Linked DNA regions of Mus musculus: region 2 is linked to region 1. A link is a loop called in an ENCODE intact Hi-C map of the cell type or tissue named here. Cell type or tissue: heart. All regions are shown on one strand. Each heading gives the region's core, and the rest is flanking DNA. Links, peaks and the distances in the headings are about the cores only. Region 1 has its middle 11 kb from the start of Olfr985. Region 2 holds the start of Zfp202 (zinc finger protein 202).

Region 1 (5,378 bases), core at 132-5,131:
ACAAACAAAGACATAAAAAGGAAGAAAAGAAGTCTTCTTGGAACCAACAAACACACCTCTATCTGCCTTTCCTTTCTTAGTTGCCATGGGTGAAGCCAGGTGCTCATACATGCTCAGTGGGTGCTCTACCATTTAACTCCACTTTGAACACTGCAACGGTTTTTGAACCATTATTTTTGTCGGGAATTTTTAAAGCCGTCTAGACAACTGGTGGAATTCATTACACGTTAAATGTGAATTTTCTGCTGCATGCAATTTTCTCAAGCATGTTGGTGTCTTAGAAACATCTCTCAGAATTAGAAAAAGATCAGTAGAAAGCTTGTTATATATTAATTATAATATACGTTGTTTGTGTGTTTTAACCATACTGTTGCCATGAGTAAAAGTTATCAAATTTTACATGATGTTCAGTTATTTTTCCAAAGTTCTACTTTTCATTTGCATAATAGACAGAAACTGGAAACAACCCAGATGTCCCTCAACCAAAGAATGGGCAAAGAAAATGTGGTATGTTTACACAATGAAATATTACTTAGCAATGAAAATCAAGGACATAATGAAATTTGCAGGCAAATGGATGGAACTAGAAATATCATCCTGAGTGAAGTAATCCAAGCCCAGAAAGACACATGTGGTATACTCATTTATAAGTGGATATTAGCCATAAAGTTCAGAATACCCAAGATACAATCCACAAAGAAGCTTAAGTAACAGGGAGGACCCAAAAGAGAATTCTTGAATCTCAGTGAGAAGGAGGAATAGGTTAAATATTGGACTGGTTAAAATTTGGACTGGTTGGAGGGAGGAGATTCGGTGGTGTAGGATTGGGGACAAGAACAGGAGGGATGAGATGGGTAGAGGAGAGAAGGAATGAGAACTGAAGTCACACAGAGGACATCTCTTGGATGAGTTGAGGCCTGGCCAGGGGAAACTCTCAGGAGTCCCTGAGGGTGACCTTAGCTAAGACTTCTAGCAACAGGGTACGTGAAACCTGAAATGGCCACCCCTGTAACCAGGCAGTTCTTCCAGTGGAGAGATATGGACACCAATCCATCCACCAAACCTTCAACCCAAATTTGACCTGCCTACAAGATGCACAGGGATAAAGATGGAGTAGAGATTGAGGGAATGACCAACCAATGACTGGCCCAACACGAGACCCATCCCATGGGAGAGAGCCAACTCCTGGCACTGTTAATGATATTCTGCTGTACTCGGAAACAGGAGCCTAGCATGGCTGCCCTCTGGAGGTTATGTCCAGCAGCTGATGGAAACTGACCCTGAGACCAAAGCTACTGTGAGCTGCTGAGTTCAATGGCTGTCTTAAATATCAAGAAGAATTTCACAACACTCTCTTCCTGGGGGGGGGGGGGTCCTGTGGAGGAGGGGCTTCCTTGGTTAACTGTGCTCTGCAAACAGAACAGCCTGCAGAGGAGATAAGGAATAGGCAAGAGGAGGGAGGGAGGGAGGGAGGGAGGGAGGGAGGGAGGGAGGGAGGGAGGGAGGGAAGGTGGAAAGGAGGGAGGGAGGGAAGGAGGGAAGGAGGGAGGGAGGGAAGGAGGGAGGGAGGGAAGGAGGGAAGGAGGGAGGGAGGGAAGGAGAAAGGGAGGGAGGGAAGGGAGGAGGGAGGGAGGGAGGGAAGGGGGAAAGGAGGGAGGGAGGGAAGGAGGGAAGGAGGGAGGGAGGGAAGGAGGGAGGGAGGGAAGGAGGGAAGGAGGGAGGGAGGGAAGGAGAGAGGGAGGGAGGGAAGGGGTAAGGAGTTGGTCAGGGGAATCTTGGAGCTCTGAATGACTAGCAACCCCGGGGGCTTCTTTATACAAGTTTCACAGAACAAAGACAGATTAATGATTTTCCAAATGGCACAGATAATGCGCTTTTTTAAAAATTACACGTCCACAGTTATAATATCAGTCACAATTAGAGTTTACAAACAAAACAGATTTTATTCTTATTATCTGCCCTATAACTCTAATTTAAAGAATCTAAAGAATGTATCCTTCAAAGCAAACACATTTGTTATATGACAGCCTGCTGTAAGCTGGCAGTGTTTGCACATTGAAAGCACTCCACACAAACAGAAAATATCTGAAATGCTAACATCTAGCCTCCTTTACTATATGTTTCGTCGCCTATGCTACAAAATAGGAAAAGTTCATTTTAGTCTATCTTATTTGCTGAGTTCTAGTCCTCCAGGGGTGTATATTGTTAGACAACCCCTGCCCCATTTTTAAACTACATTTCCAGAGAGCTCTAAATCTATAATAAAAGAGACCTTGAATCTGTAACCTATTCTCCTGGCCAGCCAGAGTTTGTAAATCATCTGTTCACCCTGCACCAATTATACTGTGTGAGTTTGCTCAGGGGCAGACACCCCAAGAAGATTCCTGGAGTAGTGACCTCATCTAGCTATGTGCTTAACTGAGCTTAATGATCCCCAGGGCATAAAGAAGACTTCCAAATGCTGGCCGGATGAAGTTAATTTTAGGATTTTCCTAAAAAGACTCAGACAGCATTTTTCTCAGAAAAAAAAGGCACAAAATGAATCATAAAGCAGAAGTCCTCAAGAATGCAACACACAGGGACCAAAACCTCAAAGTCAGAGACAGAAGGACAGCGGTTGCAGCAATCCCCTCAGCTGTCCCGGAACTGTGTCAAGCAGCTGTGTTGCCTTCGCGGACCTCGCCCACGGCCTCCAGTGGGCGTGGTTGTGGCACTCTTCCCCATCTTCCAGCTCTCACATTCTTCCTGCGAACCTTCCCATCATGTTTCCTAAGCCTTAGTGGAGGACAACAGATGTCCCAGTTAGTGACGAGCACTCCACAGTCGCTCAGTCTCAGCACTTTGTTCAGTTGTGAGTCTGTCCATTAACCGCTGTCTACTGCAAAAACAACTTTCTCTAACCAAGATTGGGGCCAAGACTAAGCCACTAGTATAGCGTAAAGATTTAGAAGGCAGTTTGACAGCAGCGTGTCCATGTAGCAAAACAACAGTGGAAGGTTACCCTCTTGGGACCTATGTGCTCCTAAGCTATTCAGGCTTTTTGCCAAGTTTACCAAAGCGAGAAAGAGTTCCCCTTTAGGAAGCAAACTACAAATCAAATAAGAAAGCTGTTGATTATATCAGGGTCCTATCAGCAAAACCTTTCTGACATATGGAATAGTGTCTGGGTTTGGTGGTTGTTTATGGGATGGATCCCCGGGTGGGGCAGTCTCTGGTCCTTCCTTCCGTCTCAGCTCCGAACTTTGTCTCTGTAACTCCTTCCATCGGTATTTATTATTTTTTTATTAGATATTTTCGTCATTTACATTTCAAATGCTATCCCCAAAGCCCCCTATATCCTCCCCACGCCCTGCTCCCCAACCCACCCACTCCTGCTTCCTGGCCCTGGCATTCTCCTGTATTGGGACATATGATCTTTGCAAGACCAAGGGCCTCTCCTCCCATTCATTAATGGCGGACTAGGGGAACAAAATACCCATGAAAGGTGTTATAGAGACAAAGTTCGGAGCTGAGACGGAAGGAAGGACCATCCAGAGACTGCCCCACCCAGGGCTCCATCCCATATACAACCACTAAACCCAGACACTATTGCATATGTCAGAAAGATTTTGCTGACAAGACCCTGATATAGCTCTCTCTTGTGAAGCTATGCCAGTGCCTGGCAAGTACAGAAGTGGATGCTCACAGTCAGCTATTGGATGGAACAGAGGTCCCCCAATGAGGGAACTAGAGAAAGTACCCAAGGAACTAAAGAGGTCTTCAACCCTGTAGGAGGAACAATATAAACTAACCAGTAACCCCAGAGCTTGTGTCTCTAGAAGCATATGTAGCAGAGGATGGCCTAGTAGGCCATCAATGGGAGGAGAGGCCCTTGGTCTTGCGAAGATTATATGGCCCAGTACAGGGGAATGCCAGGGCCAGGAAGCAGGAATGGGTAGGTTGGGGTGAAGGGGGAGGGTATAGGGGACTTTCGGAGAGGAAACTAGGAAAAGTGATAGCATTTGAAATGTAAATGAAGAAAATATCTAATAAAAATTAAAAAAAAAAAAGAAAGCTGTTAATTATCGCCAAACAGCTATGCAATTACTACACAAGTGAATACATCCTGCCAAAAGGATCAGATTTGTAGCATTCAGGATCCAGCACTGGATAATATTTTTGATACCTTTCTCCCCCAGCAGCTGGCATAGCGCCTCCCAGGACTAGGAAAGCTACACAGTGGGAAGGAATTTCCAGGTCTGCCCAACTTTGTCTTTTAGGTTTTTATTTCCCAGTTATCTAACAAGAACTGAGAGGGGGTTTTGTTGTTGTTGTTTGCTTCGTTTTGTTTTGTCTTATTTGGTTTCTGGAAGAGCTAAATGTTTTTCTAAAAATAAATAAATATTTGTAATTAAAAAAATTAAATTTCCAAACTTTCTTTTTTCTTAGCACTTTGAGTTTGTTTTATTGTCTCAGTAATATTGATTTGATTGCATTAAAAGTTCTATAAATTCTATTCCCAATATGATCTAGCATTATTTACTTTAAAAACAATACACTTCAGTGTGTTTTACTTGTCTGAAATTAACTTTTAACCCCAAAATAAACATTATATAGCAATGATGAGAGCAGTGTACATTTGTCTTGTGCTTCTCATTATAATATATGATACAACTCTTTTCTTTGCTGTGGTAAGATGATTGTATTAATAGATTACTAAAATATGGATTTTTTTTAGTCACTGGTTTATTTCAAATTAGATACTGGAAATTCTGAAATTATCACTATTTTGTACTGCAATCAATCTCAATGAAGTGAATTTTGATATATTATTTAAATAAATAGATCCTAAGTTTTCTGGATTGTGTTACAGCTTTTATTCTTTATAGGTATGGGAGTTTTACCTGCATGTATCTCTGTGCACCATGTGTATGCCTGGTGCCCATGGAGGCCAGAAATAAGCATCAGATGCCCTGGAACTAGAGTTACAGTGGGGGTGAGCTATCATGTGGATTTTGGGAACCGAACCTGGGTGCTATGGAAGAGCAGTCAGTACTCTTAACCAGTGAACCATCTTTCTAGCCCCTTGAACTGGATTTTTAAAAGCTGTGGTTTAGGATTTTTAGTATGTTGGTGTAGTCTCTTTGTATGTACAAAGCTTTGGTTTCAGAACCCATTAGATACAAAAAGCATTGGATGCTCCAGGCCTTTATATAAATGATGTACTATTTTAATATATCATATGCATATACTCCTGGATACTGTCAGACATCTCTAGATGGCTTTTACCATAATCAGTTAAATCAAAGTCGACCATGTATGAAGTAGTTGCTATTCTAATTAGTTTAAGAAATAACGGCAAGAAAAGAATGTGTGCCTGTTCAGTATAGACACAGCAG
Region 2 (5,378 bases), core at 95-5,094, 75 kb after region 1:
CTTATGTTCACTAAAAAAAAAAAAAAAAAAAAAAAAAGCAGCTCTACATTGGAATTGATAATTCCATGGATTTTACCCAAAGCTATCTAGAAAGTAATGGAAATTGCCTTGGATAAGAAAATGTGGATATTAGCCCAAAACCTAGGATACCCAAGATATAAGATACAATTTCCTAAACACATGAAACTCAAGAAAAATGAAGACTGAAGTGTGGACACTATGCCCCTCCTTAAAAGTGGGAACAAAACACCCTTGGAAGGAGTTACAGAGACAAAGTTTGGAGCTGAGATGAAAGGATGGACCATGTAGAGACTGCCTTATCCAGGGATCCACCCCATAATCAGCATCCAAACGCTGACACCATTGCATACACTAGCAAGATTTTATCGAAAGGACCCAGAGGTAGCTGTCTCTTGAGAGACTATGCCGGGGCCTAGCAAACACAGAAGTGGATGCTCACAGTCAGCTAATGGATGGATCACAGGGCTCCCAATGGAGGAGCTAGAGAAAGTACCCAAGGAGCTAAAGGGATCTGCAACCCTATAGGTGGATCAACATTATGAACTAACCAGTACCCCGGAGCTCTTGACTCTAGCTGCATATGTATCAAAAGATGGCCTAGTCGGCCATCACTGGAAAGAGAGGCCCATTGGACACACAAACTTTATATGCCCCAGAACAGGGGAACGCCAGGGCCAAAAAGGGGGAGTGGGCGGGTAGGGGAGTGGGGGTGGGTGGGTATGGGGGACTTTTGGTATAGCATTGGAAATGTAAATGAGCTAAATACCTAATAAAAAATGGAAAGAAAAAAAAAGAAAATGGAGTCATCTTTAACAATCTACAGAGAATAAAGTAACAGTGATGAAAGGAAGAGAACAAAGGACCAAACTTGATCCAGGAAAAGTCTGTGTCTATTTCACCAGGCCAAGGGATGCCCAGATAACTGGACAAAAATCTGTGTCCCTTACACACCCTTGCCATGTGTTTGAGTGTGGAAGTTATTAGCACTTGAATCAGTGGGTCTCAGTCAATCTGTTGAGAGCTGAATAGAAGAGAAAGGCAGGAGAGAGCAAAATACCCTCTTTTAAGGCAAGGCATTGTTTCATCCTGATATACCAAGAACCTGATCCTGGAACCTGCTGATGCCGGGTTTGCAGCGACACCCCACCTTCACCTACCTGTTCTGGGGCTGGATGTCGCCACCAGTTTCTCAGCTCTCCATTCTGCAGTCCACACAGATCCTGCACCATCATCTCAGCCTCCATAATTGGAGGAGCAAATTCTCATACTAAACCTTCATTACTTAGTACCCTTCTCGGGGTACTTAGCCCCATTAACGATAGAATTTTAAAATGCACTAAGAAGAAACCTCAAAGACAATTTTATTAGACAAAACAAAAAACAAAAAACAAAAAACAAAAAAAAAACAGAGCAGGCAAACTAAATTTCAGTTTCAGCCCCTGCCTAGAAAAAGAAAATGGACAAGAGGAAGAAAACAAACCTGTCATTGTAAGCAGTCACATAGTGCAGCAGAGGGAGGGATACTTCAGAAAATAATAGAAAGGCTCCAAGTAACAGAAAAAGCATACTTTGGCTCTGTCCAGTGTCCTCAGATAAAGATTTAAAAAAAAAAAAAAAAAAAAAAAAAAAAAAAAAAAAACGAAGGGGAGGAGGAGGGGGAAGAGGAACAGGAAGAGGAAGAGGAGGAGGAGGGGAAAAGTATACCTTAGTCAGGACTCAGAAGGGCAGACAGACCTGCCCATTCTGGCACTGACTGCCTGAACTGAACAGAATCAGGTTTCTGAAAAAGTACATTATCTATCTCATTAAAGGGATACCGTCACCAACTCCCATGTCTTTTACCACGGTATTAAGTGAACTTGCATTCTGGTGGGGTGGTCAGGTGATTGGCTGGGCACAACTGGATTAAATCTCACGATTGCTCGGTCTTCAGCCAGGCTAGAGGTAGACTCCATCCACTCCTTTGACCGAAGAACAGTCTTCCAGTTGGGGCTTCAACAAAGCTTTGATCAAGGGTGTTGTAACACCCTCTGCAGAACACAGCTGCCTCTCTAGCAAAAGCAATTAACATGTCCAGTTCAAAGTATGCTAAGCAGTCTCGAGCAGTTTGTCCCATGAACGGAAACGGTTTTCAAGAAATGGCTGAAAGGAGAAGACTTGCACATGTCACCATGTGACATTCAGGGCAAGATGGACTATAGAAGTGTTAGGGACAAAGACAAAAATGAACAACTTAGATCAGGGAAGACAGTGGCAAAGAGGCACCAAAATAGCACACAAAGGTTAATAGACAACACCACCATTTCCTTACTGAGCTTCAGTCTACCTTCCAGTTTTTAGTTCTAAGACCAACAGTTTGTGTTTTTTCAAGACGGACAGAGTTGACAGGCAGATGTTCTGGCGGCCCGGCAACAGCTGTGCATGAAGGAGCCAGCATTCAAATCTAAACCTTTCTTTTTTTATTCTTCCATGCTTGAAGGAAAAGAAAACTGCGTGGGAAGGAGGGGATTCTCTTGTGGAGATGTAGATACCAAAACCAACATGAAAGATGAAAACAAAACCCTGTAGGAAGTGGACAATGAATACCACGCCTAGGAAGGTGATGGGTTTGCCGCAAAGGGGACTGGCCATAGAGGGCAGCAGTCCAGGGAATGCTTCCCGGCATGGGTCTCACTGGAGAAGCCCCAGGCTTCGACCAACAGGAACACAACGAGTGGACCAAACCTCCTACAGCCTAGACAGGCTCCAGCACCCCTTGGAGGTGGGGCGAGTGGTCGCTTCCGGTTCCGGGCGCAGAGGACCCACGTGTTCCGACCCGCTGGGCCCCGCGCGACTCGGATCCCGCTCGGCTCTTTCGGCCGGGAGTGGGTGGGGGAGCACCGGGCAGGGGAGGAGCCGCCGGAGCCGCGGGAGACGTGAGTGTCGGGGACCTGGCCGGCGAGCGGGCACCGCAGCGGGCGGGGAGGGAAGGGCAGGAGCATTGGGAGGGGCAGCAGACCCCGCCCCCCCGGCGCCGGGGGACAGCGCCTGCCAGGGAAGGGGTGGCGGCGGGGTCCCCGCGGCCTGGGCGTTGTAACCATGTCACCTCCTCGCGGCCAGAGCCGGGACGTCCGGAGACAAGGGTGGCACTCCAGGCTTCTCTGCCCAGCCACCTCCTTCCGCCCCCTCTGGGGGCCTGCGGACATGCACTGTGCCCCTCGGATTGCGTCCATACCAACCGCTCCGGTGCGCTAGAAGCCAGTGGGGTGTAGCCTAGGCCCCTTGACGCCCACCTTCCCCTCTCTTCAGACTTTTCACTCTGCATCGCACATTGCTCCAGAGCCCTCCCTGCAGGTTTTGCCTTCCCTCCTTCCCAGCGAACCCCGCCCCCTTCACATGCGATCTTATCACCTGTGATCCTTGCCAGTCCTTGGCCGTCTAGCGTGTGGCTCTCACCTGGCTTAGTGACAGGCTCAGAACTTCCCTGTAGAGCTAGAGGCTACTGTCTGCACTGTCTGAACTTCTTTCTTCCTACCCCTGACAACCAGCTCGGGGACCTCTTCTCCAGCTCATCTCACCATCTGCGGGACTTTCCATAGTGGACTGAAAGTTTGCTAGTTTTTTATTCCATGGCCGACCTGGTCCTCTCACACACTTTCCCCTGGGCTGTGGCTGTCTCGTATTCTACACATGGATAGCGCTGTCTTTTCTCTGTGCAGAACTCCCCAAAGGGAGATCTCTAGGTCCAGCTTATCGTCTTGGTCGTGGTTAGGAGTGCCACATCTAGGGTTTTGCTGTCAGGTTATTCTGTCCATAGTCTACAGGTGAAAGGCAGTAGGGAAAGCTTGGGGCAACGAAGTCACAAGGCATCTCTCTGTGCAGCTTTTTCTTTGAAGCAGCCCCATGGACCTTAATCCAGAAAACAGTTTCAATGAAGTGTCAGGATGGCTGTGAGAAGCTTGCTAGGAGAAGCAAGTGACAGTGGGATATTTGGAGGCCATCAAATATCTTGAGTCACTTTCTGCTATTGCTGCCTAACATAAAAGGGTTAGGAGGAAGGCAGTACATTTTTCTTCTAAGACAGCTGCTGACCTTTCCTCCTGTCTCCTATGTACACACCCTTTGCATTCTACCTGTATAATTGCAGGAGACAGTCATTCCAAGGCCACTGCAAGACCTACATCACTATTGAGGGACTCCTGTCGTTTCAGAATATACAGGTGTGGTGACTATACCACTCAACACAGGCATAAAACAACCCTAGGCTTTCTGTTTTATTTTCCTCTCCTGCCTGAATGTCAGCGTTGCTGGATAAGTTTGTGCTTTTCTGCATGAAACCTCAAATTTACTTCCTTTGCCCAGATAGTGGGTATGGAGTTTATCATACATGAATCCGCATGTAAGACTGAAGTGGTGCTCTGTGTTCTGTATTGACCATTTTGAGAAACACTATTTTTGGCCAGACCTCCCTCTTGGTACCTGCCTTACAGAGGTTTGAGGACAAAGACTTGCAAATACTAGTAGTGTTGACTAATCTTTGATGGGTGATCTTACCATTCGAGTGTGAGTTATTTATGATATTACATGCTTTTAAGACAGAAAGCCAAATGCTCTATTATCTTTTGTGGCATGTTAAGATGAAATACTGATGAGGGTTTGTTTCTGGTTTGGTTTGGTTGCTTGCTTGCTTGTTTGTCTTAGGACAGTGTCTCTCTATATATAGCTTTGGCTGTCCTGGAACTCACTGTAAAGACTAGGCTGGCCTAGAACTCACAGGGTCCCGCCTGCGTCTGCCTCATGAGTACTGAGAGTAAAGGCTTGCAACCAGCTCCCTTGATTTTCTTGATTCCCTTGATAAAGAGTTTCCCATTGCTGATCACAGGTCAGATCTTATTCTAGGTTTCGATGTGAATTCCTGATAGTGCTAAAGTTCCTGCTGTTCCCTGATCAACTTTGTCACGGCTTCTTCCCCGCTCTGCTCAGCACTTGGAATAGTAGGAGATATAATATTCAGTGTATGCTTATGAACTGAATCAAATCTGTGCACTTCTCCCCTCAAAGTTTCTCACCATTGATACTAAAGCAGTCTGTCTCTATTGAACAGTAAAGCAAGGTAGACTTGATTGATAAATTCCCCAAAGAACTTAGAATGTTTAATACCCAATTCCTACAGCTGTCTGAATGAAGGACTTATCACCTAGGAGCGCTGGCACCCACTAATTACGGTACTTCTGTTGAGGCGTGTATTTATTGAGCTTCTTTCCCCGCAAACTACCTGGAAGAATGATTCAGGTCTAGGAACATATCCTTGCTTAGGGGTCCCAGCTTACCAAGGAAAAGACACTAAACTACCCACGAGGAATGACTGCTGGGATTTC

The links. Hi-C counts contacts between places; a loop is a spot of excess contacts. Peaks named below come from ENCODE experiments on the same cell type or tissue, not always from the same donor. Only the 100,000 strongest peaks of a DNase experiment are listed, where the experiment ranks them.
Region 2: a loop joins it to region 1, with 2.4 times the contacts of the local background. A loop is called at or near these places in 2 of 42 quality-filtered maps.

The regions. Positions count from the first base shown.
Region 1 is chr9:40,114,466-40,119,843 of GRCm38, forward strand. No RefSeq gene overlaps it. Among named protein-coding and RNA genes, the nearest start is that of Olfr985, 11 kb to the right of the region's middle. In heart, for the core only: no CTCF peak of the experiment used is centred there; a DNase peak (open chromatin) is centred at 2,676.
Region 2 is chr9:40,189,502-40,194,879 of GRCm38, forward strand. It overlaps Zfp202 (zinc finger protein 202), which reads left to right and starts at 2,815. Exons shown (of 7, transcript NM_030713.2): 1 at 2,815-2,936. In heart, for the core only: a CTCF peak has its summit at 3,162; a DNase peak (open chromatin) is centred at 2,820; H3K4me3 peaks cover 1,796 bases; H3K27ac peaks cover 1,505 bases.